Regions from separate parts of the Homo sapiens genome. Here region 2 is linked to region 1. A link is a contact called in ENCODE Hi-C or POLR2A ChIA-PET data. All regions are on one chromosome and are shown on one strand. Each heading gives the region's core, a stretch centred on a gene start or an enhancer-like site at or near the end of the contact. The rest is flanking DNA. Distances are from core to core; before and after follow the strand shown. Region 1 has its middle 320 kb from the start of LINC00973. Region 2 overlaps COL8A1 (collagen type VIII alpha 1 chain).

Region 1 (6,154 bases), core at 3,110-5,609:
ATGAGAGTTTTGCCTTCATGAATGAATTAATATCATTACTGTGGGAGATGGTCAGTTATTATAGAATGAGCTCCTGATAAAATGTATGAGTTCGACACCTCTCTTACTGGGTTTGTCACAGAGTGTCTGAGTGATATTTTAAAAATCCAAGTCAAATCATGTTTTCCTTTATTTAAACCATACTAATAGCTTCCAGTCTCAGCATGAAATGCAATCACTCCTCAAGACCAGGACCATTTACAACAACAGGATCTGACTCTCTGCTATCTCTCTCTCAACTCCAATCACATCCTCTTCCCATCTTGTCTCTCCCTATCAGCATTCAAATCCTTCTCCCTCTGCTCCAAGCAGACTTGCTTCCTTGCTACTTATTTCTGGAACACATCAAGGTGATTCCACACTAAGGCATTTGTACTTGGAGTTTCCTGCAATGGAATGTTCTTCTACCAGATTTTCACATGGCTTCCTGTTTCCTTTCCTCCAAATCTCTTTTCAAATGTTACCTTATCAGAGAGGTAGTCCTTTCCACCCTAGTCAGAAGTAGCTCAAATATCCCCTATTTCTTTCATTATCTACCTCCCTTAGTTTGCTTCATTTGCTTCCTTTTTTCATTGAATTTATCATCATGTGTGCGTAGATTTTTTTCTATTTGTGTTTTTTTGTCTCCCCTCACCAGAAGACAAAAAGCTAGTACTCTAACATCATGAAATCAGGAGTGATTTTCTTTGTTTTAATTGCTTTAATTTCAATGTTAAAATACAATGTGGCATATTCCTGGCACATCCCTAAAACTAACAAAAAAATTTTAAATTGAGACATGAAAAACCATTCAAAATATCAATGAATTCAGGAGTTGGTTTTTTTTGAAATATTGAAAATATTAATAAAATGGATAGGCCTCTACTTAGACTATTAAAGAAGAAAAGAGAAAAGATACCAATAAACACAATTAGAAATGATGAAAGGAATGCTACTTCTAACCCTACAGAAATAAAAACAACCATCAGAAACTATTACAAACATCTCTACACACACAAACTAGAAAACCTAGAAGAGATGAATAAATTCCTGGACACATACATAATTCCAAGACTGAATGAGAAAGAAATTAATTCTCTGAACAGACCAATAACCAGCTCTGAAACTGAATTAGTAATAAATAGCCCACTAACCAAAAAAACCCAGGACCTGATGGATGCACAGCCAAATTCTACCAGATGTACAAAGAAGAGCTGGTACCATTCCTACAGAAATATTACAAAAAATTGAGAAGGAGGGACTCATCCCTAACTCATTTTATGAGGCCAGTATCATCTTGATACCAAAACCCGGCAGACACACACACACAAAGAAAACTTCAGACCAATATCCTTGATGAACATCGATGCAATGGGTAAAAGACTCCCTATTTAATAAATAGTGCTAGGATTACTGGCTAGGCATATGCAGAAGACTGAAGCTGGACCCCTGCCTTCCACCACATACAAAAATCAACTCAAGATGGATTAAACACTTAAGTGTAAAACCCAATACTATGAAAACTCTGGAAGACAACCTAGGCAATACCATCCTGGACATAGGAACCAGCAATGATTTCATAACTAAGACACCAAAAGCAATCACAACAAAAGCAAAAATTGATAAGTTGGATCTAATTAAACTTAAGAGTGACCGCACAGCAAAAGAAACTCTCAACAGAGTAAACAGATGACCTACAGAATGGGAGAAAATATTTGCAAACTATGCATCCGACAATGGTCTAGTATCCAGGATCTGTAAGAAACTTAAACAAATTTACAAGAGAAAAACAAATAACCCCATTAAAAAGTGGGCAAAAGACATAGACACTTCTTAAAAGAAGGCATACATGTGGCCAACAAGCATATGAAAAAAAGCTCAATATCAGTGATCATTAGAGAAATGCAAATCAAAACCACAATGAGATACTATCTCACACAAGTCAGAATGGCTATTATTAAAAAGTCAGAAAATAACAGATGCTGGTGGGTTGTGGAGAAAAGGGAATCCTTATATACTGTTGGTGGGAGTGTGAACTAGTTCAACCATCGTTGAGAGCAGTATGGCAATTCCTCAAAGAGCTAAAAGCAGAATTATTCAACTCAGCAATCTCATTACGGTACATACCCAGAGAAATATAAATTATTCTACCATAAAGACACATGCACGCAAATGTTCATTGCAGCACTATTCAAAGTAGCAAAGACACGGAATCAACCTAAATGCCCAACAATGACATATCAGATAAAGAAAATGTGGTACATATACACCATGGAATACTATGCAGCCATAAAAAAAGAATGAGATCATGTCTTTTGCTGGAACATGGATGGAGTTGGAGGCTCTTATCCTTAGAAAATCAACACAGAAACACACAAAAAAAATACTGCATGTTCTTACTTATAAGTGGGAGGAAAATGATAAAAACTTATGAACACAAAGAAGGAAACAGCAGACACTGAGGTCTACTTGAGGGTAGAGGGTGGGAGGAGGGAGAAGGGCAGAAAAGATAACTATTGGGTACTGGGCTTCATATCTGTGTGATAAAATAATATGTGCAACAAACCTCCATGACATGTTTACCTGTGCAACAAATCTGCACATGTACCCTTAAACGTAAAATAAAAGTAAAAAGATTAAAATAAGAAATATGGCAAAGAAAAGTATTTGGAAGTGGAAAAGTATTTGATAAATTAAACTTAATGGATTATATAAGATGTATGTTTATTTTAGAAATTTCAAGTTTTAAACAAACAGGAATTTTAAAATCCTAAGTTTATAATTAATCAAACGCTGCTGGTGGTTAATAATTTATACATCAAATAACATATGACTTTAAAGTAAGAAAGATACTAACACCCATCCATTTTCAGCATGAAATGAACAGAGTTCAAATTTTGATTCTACATTTTATTAGCTAGTTAATACTTTTGGCAAGTTGGTTATTTTCTTAGAGCCTCACTTTTCTAATATATTAAAACAGATGAGAATACCAACCACGTGTCGTGAAGATTAATCACATTCATTTAAAATTGACACAGATTAAATGGTTTTAGCAATGGTAGAAGCAGCAGTGGTAGCAATTGTTTCTCCCTAAGTCTCAGAATAGCAAGTGCTTCTCCTCTGGAAATAAAGTGTCACAAGATTTTCAGCAAGCCATTTAAGTGGGTGTCCCCAGAATCCCTCCCTGGGCTAAGATCTGAAACAGAGGTGGTGAGGAGAATAGCATGGTGTTGAGACCATTGAGATCACAGCCATCCTGGTACTCTCTGCAGGCATAAGTCTCCTCCAGGGTGGCCTCTATACTACTCTATACTACTCTGACTCTATACTACTATTCAGAGACTACTCAGGAGACAAGATCATTTCCACGATGATGCCAGAATTGACTAATATTAATTTGGAAGCCTTCTATTACAGAAAGAATCTAAATTTTAGGGGGAACAGGAACTGACTCAGTTCTCTATTGCTTTTCAGGAGCCTGGATTACACTCGGTGAACATTACTGACTGATCAAGCAAATGGAACATAGCATGTACAAATGTGAAATTGTTGTTTTGCCATGTATACTCAAAGTAGTCATGAAATGCATTCTTCCAGTAAATATATAATAAAAAGAGATGTGTGATTCTTCTTAAAGCTAATGCTTACTCCTTTGAATTTATCGTCATTGCTTCCTATCTTGATCCCTGTTTCTCTTCTGTTAATTTCCCATTCCACCAACAAAGAGCAGAAGGCTACAGCTTGGTGCATGGACAATGTGCATCTTTTAGAATGTGTGCTCTTCCTCTGTTGGATGGACATGTTGGAAGGTACTATGTCTTTAGTAAAGAAAGACAGATACCCTTAGCCATTAGTCAAAAAGAAAATGATCCTCAATTTCTTGACCTTTTCTCTGGAAGAAAGTACCAGCCTTAGTCAGCAGTGTTGATCTGTTCTAAGGGAAAGGGCAGAGGAGTTCCAAGGTGACCTTATAAAACTCCAGCTGTTCAGGAAAAGAGGGCAGAGATGTAGGTGTGTATGGTTTGATTCAATTTTAGGTGGGGCTTGGGTGTATAAGTGGGGAACCAGTCATTGGGCACAGCTCAAAGTACCATTTCATCTAACATAAATAACTCTGGTGAGGGTCACGAGAGCTCCCTGGAAGGGCTTACCACTGCTGCTTGCCACTCCAAAGCCAAATCCTTTTTATAAATTAAAAAAAATACACAACTCTGATTATAGAGTTATGACTTACACAGCAAGACTTCATCCAGTCATTTTACTTTCCTGAGCCAAAAATGTTCCAACTCCAAGGTGATGTGTAATACTGCTTTAGGCTTCACAGGACTGCCCCACATCACCCTTGTACAGGAGCCAGTCCAAACTTCACCTGGCCAGAATCTCACAAGAATTAATGGTTTTAAAGAGAAGGTCACTGGCAGGACCTTAGGAAATGAGATCCCAAGACGTGGAACTAATTGTCTAACAGAAGAGATTTCACACAGGGAAAGAGGTACTTCCTTGTCTGGCTAGTAGGATATATGGAGGGAACAGAGCCCAGGAATGCTCAAATGTTTTTGAAAGTCCTTTATGTGGTTTGAGTTAGGTGAAACAGTTTTTTGTCTCCCATCACTTAGAATTAAATAAATTTCTACATAAGTTTTATTTCTTTTTTTTTTCTTCAAAGAGGTTTTGTATGTGTACTGGAACTTCATACCAAGAGAAATTGAAAGAAGCACATATGGAAAATTCACTGCAATTTTTTGGTTAACAAAAGATAACAGGGGCCTTTTTTGCTAATGGCAACATAAGTGTTTGTTTGCTTGATCATACCATGGCCTGTTAAGTACATATATGACAAATGAAAGCCTCATTTTTAAATTAAGATATCAATACTTCTAACTAGATGGCAACCTCTTTGAAGGGAAGGCACTCACCTTTTGGTTGTCTGTAACTCTCACATTGCCTATCACAACGTGGGACATACTAGACACTTAGTATGTCTCCCATGGAATGGAATGCCTGGTAGGTAGGTTAAGTCAATGTATATAAAATCAACATGCCCAGGGTAATGTCAACTGTTGATATATGTAGTAGTTTGAAGAGGAGACTGGTCTCACCATCACATCATCTGTGAAAAAAAAAATGGAATTTGAATAGGGAGTAATTTCCTCATTGCTTGTTTTTGTCAGCTTTGTCAAAGAACGGATCATTGTTAAGTGTACATCATTATTTTTGGGATCTCTATTCTGTTCCATTGGTTTATATGTCTGTTTTTGTAACAGTACCATGCTATTTCGTTTACTGTGGTCTCATAGAATAGTTCCTTTGGGCAGGATGGCCATTTTAACAATATTCTTCCTATCCATGAGCATGGAATATTTTTCCATTTGTTTCTGTCATCCGTGATTTCTTTGAGCAGTGTTTTGTAATGCTCCCTGTAGGAATCTTTTATGTCCCTGGTTAGCTGTATTCCTAGATATTTTATTCTTTTTGTGGCATTTGTGAGTAGGATTGCATTCTTGATTTGGCTCTTGGCTTGGATGTTTTTGTTGTATAGGAATGCTAGTGACTTTTGTATATTGATTTTGTATCCCGCAACTTTGCTGAAGTTGTATTTTGGATCAAAGAGCTCTTGGGCTAAGACTATGCCGTTTTCTAGATACAGAATAACATTGTCTGCAAACAGGGATAGTTTGACTTTCTCTCTTCCTATTTGTATGCCTTTTATTTCTTTCTCCTGACTGATTGCTTTCACCAGGACTTCCGTGGTGCTGGGATAACTGGCTAGCCATATGCAAAAGATTGAAATTTCACCCCTTTTTACACCACGTACAAAAATCAACTCAAGATGGATTAAAAACTTAAATGTAAATTAAAACTATAAAAACCCTGGAAGGTAACCCAGGTAATATCATCCCACACATGGAACCTGGCAAATATTTCATAACAGAGATGCCAAAAGCAATTGCAACAAAAACAAAAATTGACAAATAAGACCTAATTAAACTAAAGAACTTCTACACAGCAAAAGAAACTATCAACACAGTAAACAAATGACCTTTAGAATGGGAAAAAAACATTTGCAAACTATGCATCCAACAAAGGTCTAATATCCAGAATCTATAAAGAACTTCGACAAATTTATAAGTGA
Region 2 (6,669 bases), core at 3,673-6,172, 520 kb before region 1:
AAATTGAAGACCCTGGTTCCCATAAAAGAACCACTGGCTCAGAGACCAAGCACATTTCTTCCCATTTCTACTGTAACATTTATTTCTCAAGAGTATAAATCTCAGGCCGATATTTAACATTCTTTTTAACTGAACTGTGGACGTTTTCCTTGTACTTCTTGAAATAGTTAGGAGCTAAGCTTCTATTATTCATATTTATAAACATGTCCTAAACAGGAGGCATGATTTTATAATTCATGAGTCTTTGAAACTATTTTTACAAAGGAACACTTAGAAATATTACATCATATCAGGACCATGGTCTGGTTCAGAATTCTAAGAGTGGAATACTCCATGTGGCAGAATATAATTATTGCTATACATGGCTTATCCTAAAACAGGTGGTGACATTTTCTAAAGATTCTTGGACTAAAAGTCTTTTTCACTTTCAAAAATGAATTCTCAAATTGAGTTCACTGGTACAATTGGAGGATTATAAGATTCAGAAAATGATTCTACCCCAAGCTCCCCTATTTTGATAAATGGTATTCGTACTTATCTAGTTGCTCAGGCTCAAAGTGCAGGAGACATTCTCGATATCTCTTCTTCTCACACATCCAATCCATCTGCAAGTTTTATGATCTCTTTAATGAAAATGTATCCTGAGTCACTGGGCACCGATCATGTTTTGCCTGGACCAGTGCCTTACCTCCCTGTCTCCATTCATGTGCGGAGTCCAATCTCCTCAGAGAAACCAGAGTAATGATTTAAAGAAGTAGACCAGATCCTGTCACTCTGTTCAAAATCCACCTGTGGCTCCCCACCCCAGTTCATGTAAACTCTGAACTCCCCTCCACAGCCTGCAAGACCTAAGCGATCTGGCTCCGCTCTCTTCTTTGACACCATCTGCTCTTTAGTTACCAGGCTCTGGCCAGTGGTCTTCTTGCCATCTTGCAACAAGCCAAACTGGTTCTCAGCCTTGGGACTTCCCATTTGCCTGAACTGTCTTCCAGATCATTGTGTTGCATGGCCTTGCCTTCTTCAGATCTCAGATCACATGTCACCTCCTCAGAGTGGCTTGTGTTGACCATTCAATTTTAAACAGCATCCCTCATCCTATCATTCTCTATCCCTTTCCCTTATTTGATTTTTCTTCATGATCAACATGGTATTAAATATTTATTTATATTCACATTTATCAACTCTTCTCCAACTAGACAGAATGTAAGCTTTAAGGGTAGAATGGCATTTTTGCCCTCATTCACTGCTAAACTCCCCAACCTAAAACAGTGCCAGCCACATAGCAGATTCTCAACACATATTGGTTGAGTGAATTAATGGAGTGTTTACTATCCTTGAAGTCTAATTATTCATTTACTTCTACTATATTTGTATAAAGAACTTTTAAAAAACTCAACTATCAGAGGGAGTCATCTTATTTCAGGATTTGATTGTTAAACTATAATTGTGGGGCCAAGCATAGGCCTAATAACTAGGATATATGAACCCTCACTTATTTTTTCAAGTTGTTTAAAGTTTCTTTGCTTCAATTTCCTTTGTTTTTCTTTACACTTCTGTGTGTCAATATCTTTATTTCTCAAATGGTGTTGATAATAAGCTTATCTAGCCTAATTTTAGGGTTGCTTTGGTGACTAAATATGTGCAAATACTTGAAATGACATCAAGAAATCTACTAAAATGAGGTACTGATAGTTTACCCTACTGTATTTTAATTGTTACCCATTATTCCTCTGACTCTATGTTTATTTTTCCTTCATTACCATGAATTTGATGCCAGCAAGTCTTAGCATGTTACACATATACAGGTGCAAAGAAACCTAGTACTGTAGTACTTTGGTTTGATAACTCTGGTTTGGTCTATTGAGATAAATTATTTGGTAACTGAGATGTTTTAGATAAGGAGCTAAAAGGATTATCAGGGACCTGGTTTTTAAATCCAAGAAGATCTCTGGTAAGAGAAGGTTGGAGTGAGAGGGGGTTGAACCTCAATCCACTGGCAAATATGTGATCTTTCTGTAGGAGTTCTTTGGTGAGGACCCTTGGGAGGCAGAGAACAGGCAGGGATGCAGAGCTCAGGTGCACAGGCCAAGTACAGTATTCAGAAAAATAAAGGAAATGTGTATCTTTCTTATTGAGCTCTTTAATTCTCCCACAAACACCATGAGTGTTATTGTTTACTGCTAGCACTTATGGACGATAGACCAGGAGATCAAACCTCTTGTCCTGGCTTCTTTCACACATGAGAGACAATTTGAAAAAAAAAAACAGTATAGTTATTATCCATGATCTCCCTCTTTGCTCTTGTGATCGCATTCAGTGGATAACTTGAGCAGCTACTCTAAAATTTAATCTGACTTTACAGAACCCCTAAACCACATTTTTGGGAATTACATAGCTATGTAAACTATGGTTTTATTTTTTCTACTTCATAGATGAAAAAGTGGATCTAAGTGACTTGTCTAAGATTGTATAGCAGGTGGAAAAATGATTCCAAATCTTAATCCAAGTTGGTGCTCATTTTGTTGCATTTGGCTTTCTGTAGGTAGAAACATTTCTTTAATTATTGGATATAAGCTGATTTCATTTGGAAGGATCAGAAAAAAATTATTTATTCAGTGTATACTTAATAAAATTTTGCAGACCCATATCTGTAACTGACAACAGTTTACAAGTACTAATTGTTTCAGCAACTATGTTTTAAATTGATATAAGAGAAACTGGTTAGTGTAGTTATCTTCCCAGTAGCTGTCTAGGTTCAGTCCAAGCTCTACCATTTTACTGACTGGGCAACCTCAAGCAAGTCTTTTCATTGCTTTGTACATTTGTAGTTTTATTTCTTGTCTCCAAACTGGGAAAATTTGTATTATCTCATGGGTTTGCTGTGAATAATTGAACATATATAAAGCATAGAACCATGCCTAGCACATAGTAAGTACTATATATGTATTTATTTTCATAGTACTGAGATACAAATGTAGATAAGACCGGAGCACATTAGACTTTATCCTTAAGGGATCTCATTTTGAACATAGTTTTGTGTAAAAAAAAAGCAGTTTCTAAATGAAAAAGCAGCATTTCATTCTGTAGTCTCTTGATGCAGTAATTCAAAGTCATCACTAGATGGCAATTGTGATCCATGTGACTTCAGCTGCAGCGGTACTAACTGATGGGTCCAACCCTGGCGTCAGTGTTTTCTATACCCTATAGCATTGAGAAGTCAGGCAGTTTCTTTCCCACAAAGTGAGCCTTTAACAAAACTCCAGTCAGCAAAGCTTTCATTCTGTGGTCACCCTTGGGGCTCACCCATAGGCACCTAGTCCTTGTGATGGCAGCCTCACAGAAGTGTGGGTTTACTTGCCTGCATCTTATCATATCAGGAGTGCCTTTCACCAGATAACAACAGGACAGTGTCAGGATCCTGTGTCAAGAAGATCAGTTAGTGGTTCTTAAAGTGTGGTCCCCCTGCCAGTAGCCTCACCATCATCTGGCAATTTGTTAAAAATGCAAGTTCTTGGGCCCCATCAGATCTGCTGACCAGTATTTTAATAAGCCTTCCAGATGATTCTGATGTCTGCTAAAGTTTGAGAACCATTGAGATAAACCAGTGCATAGCATCATATATAAAGGTTGGTGCTGGAAGGGTCCTCAGATAACATTTTGCCCAGTCCTCCCATTTTGCTGAGAAGGAAAACTGAGGTCCAGGGAAGTTAAATGATTTACCACAAGTCATAGCAGTAGGCATGTGGCAGAGCCGGGCTCCAGGGCTGGTGAGTTGCATGTCCCAGCTTTCCTCATATACCCATCTCCCCTTCTCCCCCTCTAAACTGAGGCCACTAGGTGCACATTCTAGCCTGATACCTACTCATGAAATTAAAAAGTCATTTATTTATGCGGGAGTTTGTTCATTTCAATAGACATTTCTATGATGATACAAAATTGAGTATGATGAATTCACTGTAGTCCAGAGTGTGTGCATATGTGTACATGCATGTGTGTGTGGGGGGGCATGTGGGGGGCGTGAGGGAGAATCAAGTAAAAGTCCTCATCTCAATTGATAGGAGAGGGATATATGCAGAGAACCATGGGAAATAGGTGAGTGCAATCAGGGATTAGGTAACGCAGGTAAGAGGAAAAAACTTTGGAGCTGACCTTGGGTGATAAGTAGGAGTTCAGCAGATATAGAAGTCAGGATAGGGCATTTGGGGAGAGGGATCAGAATATACAAGCACATGGCGCCATAAAATAGTGTAGGGGAATCACAAGAGTTTTGCTTGAAGGGAAGGGAGTAGTAGAAGAGTGATCATGTTATAAATAATAATAATATTACTACCACTACTACTAATAGCTGGGACTTATTAAATGTTAACTATGACCAAACCCTGTACTAACCATTTTATATCTATTATTGATTTAATTCTTAAATGATTTTGCAAGAGTCTACTCTTATTTCTACTTTACAGATGACAATGAACATGTCCACACTGTGCTAGTTTCCTTAAAACCAAGTGTTACTATTTTCCATTTCTTAGATCAACATTAAACTTAGAAAAAGAGCTTTCATGTTTACTTCTTCCAGGATGTCCATAATGCAAAGTAAGTATCTATTTGCAGGGGATGAGGAGTATATTCTTAATATATATAATTTTATTATAAGCATATTTTCATAAATGCATTAAATCAGGAGGATTTTGGCAATAATTTGGATTTTTTAACTCAAAGAATGAATGTCCCATTATTCTTCAGCATATCAGCAACTTTAGAAGTAGCCAATTTTTCATGATAATAGAAGAATTGTGTCTTAAAAGTGGCTAAGAACGCTCATTTCAATTGCTTGACTCACTAAAGAAAGGAAGCTGAGTAATGAATGAATAACCTGGTCTGAAATCATTGGTCTGTTTTATTTTTAGTTTTAACTTTATAAGTGTTCATTGTGAATGTGCTTTCCACAGTCACTGTTAGCGTCTTTCCTTCATTGCGTAGGACTGCCCACAACCAAACTAAAAATTCGAGTTATAATTAAAGTTCTAGTAGGATTCAAAATACCTAATTTTTCGTCAGTAAGATTCAAGATGTTTCTGGATTCTTTAAGATATTTTTGAGTGATTTTACTTTTTCCTGAGAAGATAAATTTTCTTTTCTTTTTTTCAGTCTCACTCTGTTGCCCAAGCTGGAGTGCAGTGGTGCGATCTCAGCTTACTGCAACCTCCACCTGCCTGGTTCAAGCAATTCTCCCTGCGTCAGCCTCCCAAGTAGCTGGGATTACAGGCACCCACCACCACACCTGGCTAATTTTTGTATTTGTAGTAGAGGCAGGGTTTCGCCATGTTGGCCAGGCTGGTCTCAAACTCCTGACCTCAGGTGATCTGCCCGCTTTGGCCTCCTATATTGCTGGGATTACAGGTGTGAGCCACCATGCTTAACCCTGAGAAAATAAATTTTCTGTTCCTACTTTCTCATCTGCAAAATATTGGCATTGGAGGAGGTAATCTAGAAGGCCCCTTCCAGCTCTAATGGTCTGTGGATTTATGATTTAATGATTAAATGGCACAAATAACTCATTTCTGAATTTTCTTTGTAGTAAAATTTTAGTATTCATGAAAGAAATTATAAGACCAAATCTCTCTCCATAAATTTTTAAATGGCATCTCTAAAATAGCTCTATATTTCACTTTTTAGGATCACTGAGACTCTATCCAGCTCAAAGATGTGTTTATGTATTTCCACCTGACATTTTACACACTTAGGAGCCAATCATAAGGCCAGTTTTAAGTAGATGCCATTAGAAATGATTGATGGCCAGTTTATGTTTTAAGGTGAAAGAGGTACACTTTAATGATGCTCTACTTTTCTGATTGCCACAATAACAACTTTCAGCTTTACCAGCCCGTATTACAACTTTGATCTTTACACTCATGTTCATAGCTGCAGGTGAAATGCTTTCTCAAGAAAATCTTGAAAATTCAATCCAATTTTTAACCTTTCTTGTCTAGAGAAGTTGAATAGCCTACAGGTTGCTTTATCTTGAATCAAAGAAAGGGCAATAACACCTGGAAGGAAGAACCTATTACATTTATTATTATTTTTTAAAAATTTTGTGATTGAGAGCAAAATTTGCATTTTACTCCCCCTGGACAATTTTGTCTTTATCACCTATCGATTTTGGAGTCAATTACAATATTTTTTCTGTTTACCAATTATAAAAGCAATATATGTTTTTTTGAAAAATTTACAAAAGAGTATACATGAGGGCACAAAACTGTCTAAAATTCTGCCACCCAGAGTTGGCTATTAATATTTTCTTTTTATTTAATTCTAGGTAAACATGAACATTAGGAAACTGGGGCCAGGTGTAGTGGCTCACGCCTGTAATCCCAGCACTTTGGGAGGCTGAGGTGGGCGGATTCCTGGAGATCAGGAGTTCAAGACCAGCCTGGCCAACATGGCGAAACCCTGTCTCTACTAAAAATACAAAAATTAGCCAGGTGTGGTGGTGTGCACCTGTAGTTCCAGCTACTCAGGAGGCTGAGCCAGGAGAATTGCTTGAACCCAGGAGGTGGAGGTTGCAGTAAGCCAAGATCATGCCACTGCACTCCAGCCGTGGCAACAGAGCAAGAATCTGTCTCAAAAAAAAAAAAAAAAAAAAAAAAAGAAGAAAAAAAGAAAAAGAAG

What was found. A loop is a pair of places that touch in the nucleus more often than their neighbours do. ChIA-PET counts read pairs that join two places held with the same protein, here RNA polymerase II (POLR2A). Pooled maps may share reads with other maps.
Region 2: a map of aorta shows a loop between it and region 1 (2.0-fold over the local background). The contact joins two enhancer-like sites. A Hi-C loop is called at or near these places in 4 of 168 maps with a recorded cell type or tissue (PC-3, PC-9, aorta and 1 more) and 6 of 50 pooled maps. POLR2A ChIA-PET finds 5 or more read pairs at or near these places in 1 of 52 experiments (PC-9).

What each region holds. Positions count from the first base shown.
Region 1 is chr3:99,230,981-99,237,134 of GRCh38, reverse strand. No RefSeq gene overlaps it. Among named protein-coding and RNA genes, the nearest start is that of LINC00973, 320 kb to the right of the region's middle. Within about 2 kb of position 4,359, at least 2 of the 41 ENCODE cell types and tissues checked have a DNase peak (open chromatin) inside an H3K27ac peak, as active enhancers do.
Region 2 is chr3:99,750,029-99,756,697 of GRCh38, reverse strand. The region is part of intron 2 of COL8A1 (collagen type VIII alpha 1 chain); the gene reads right to left. Among named protein-coding and RNA genes, the nearest start is that of CMSS1, 64 kb to the left of the region's middle. Within about 2 kb of position 4,922, at least 3 of the 41 ENCODE cell types and tissues checked have a DNase peak (open chromatin) inside an H3K27ac peak, as active enhancers do.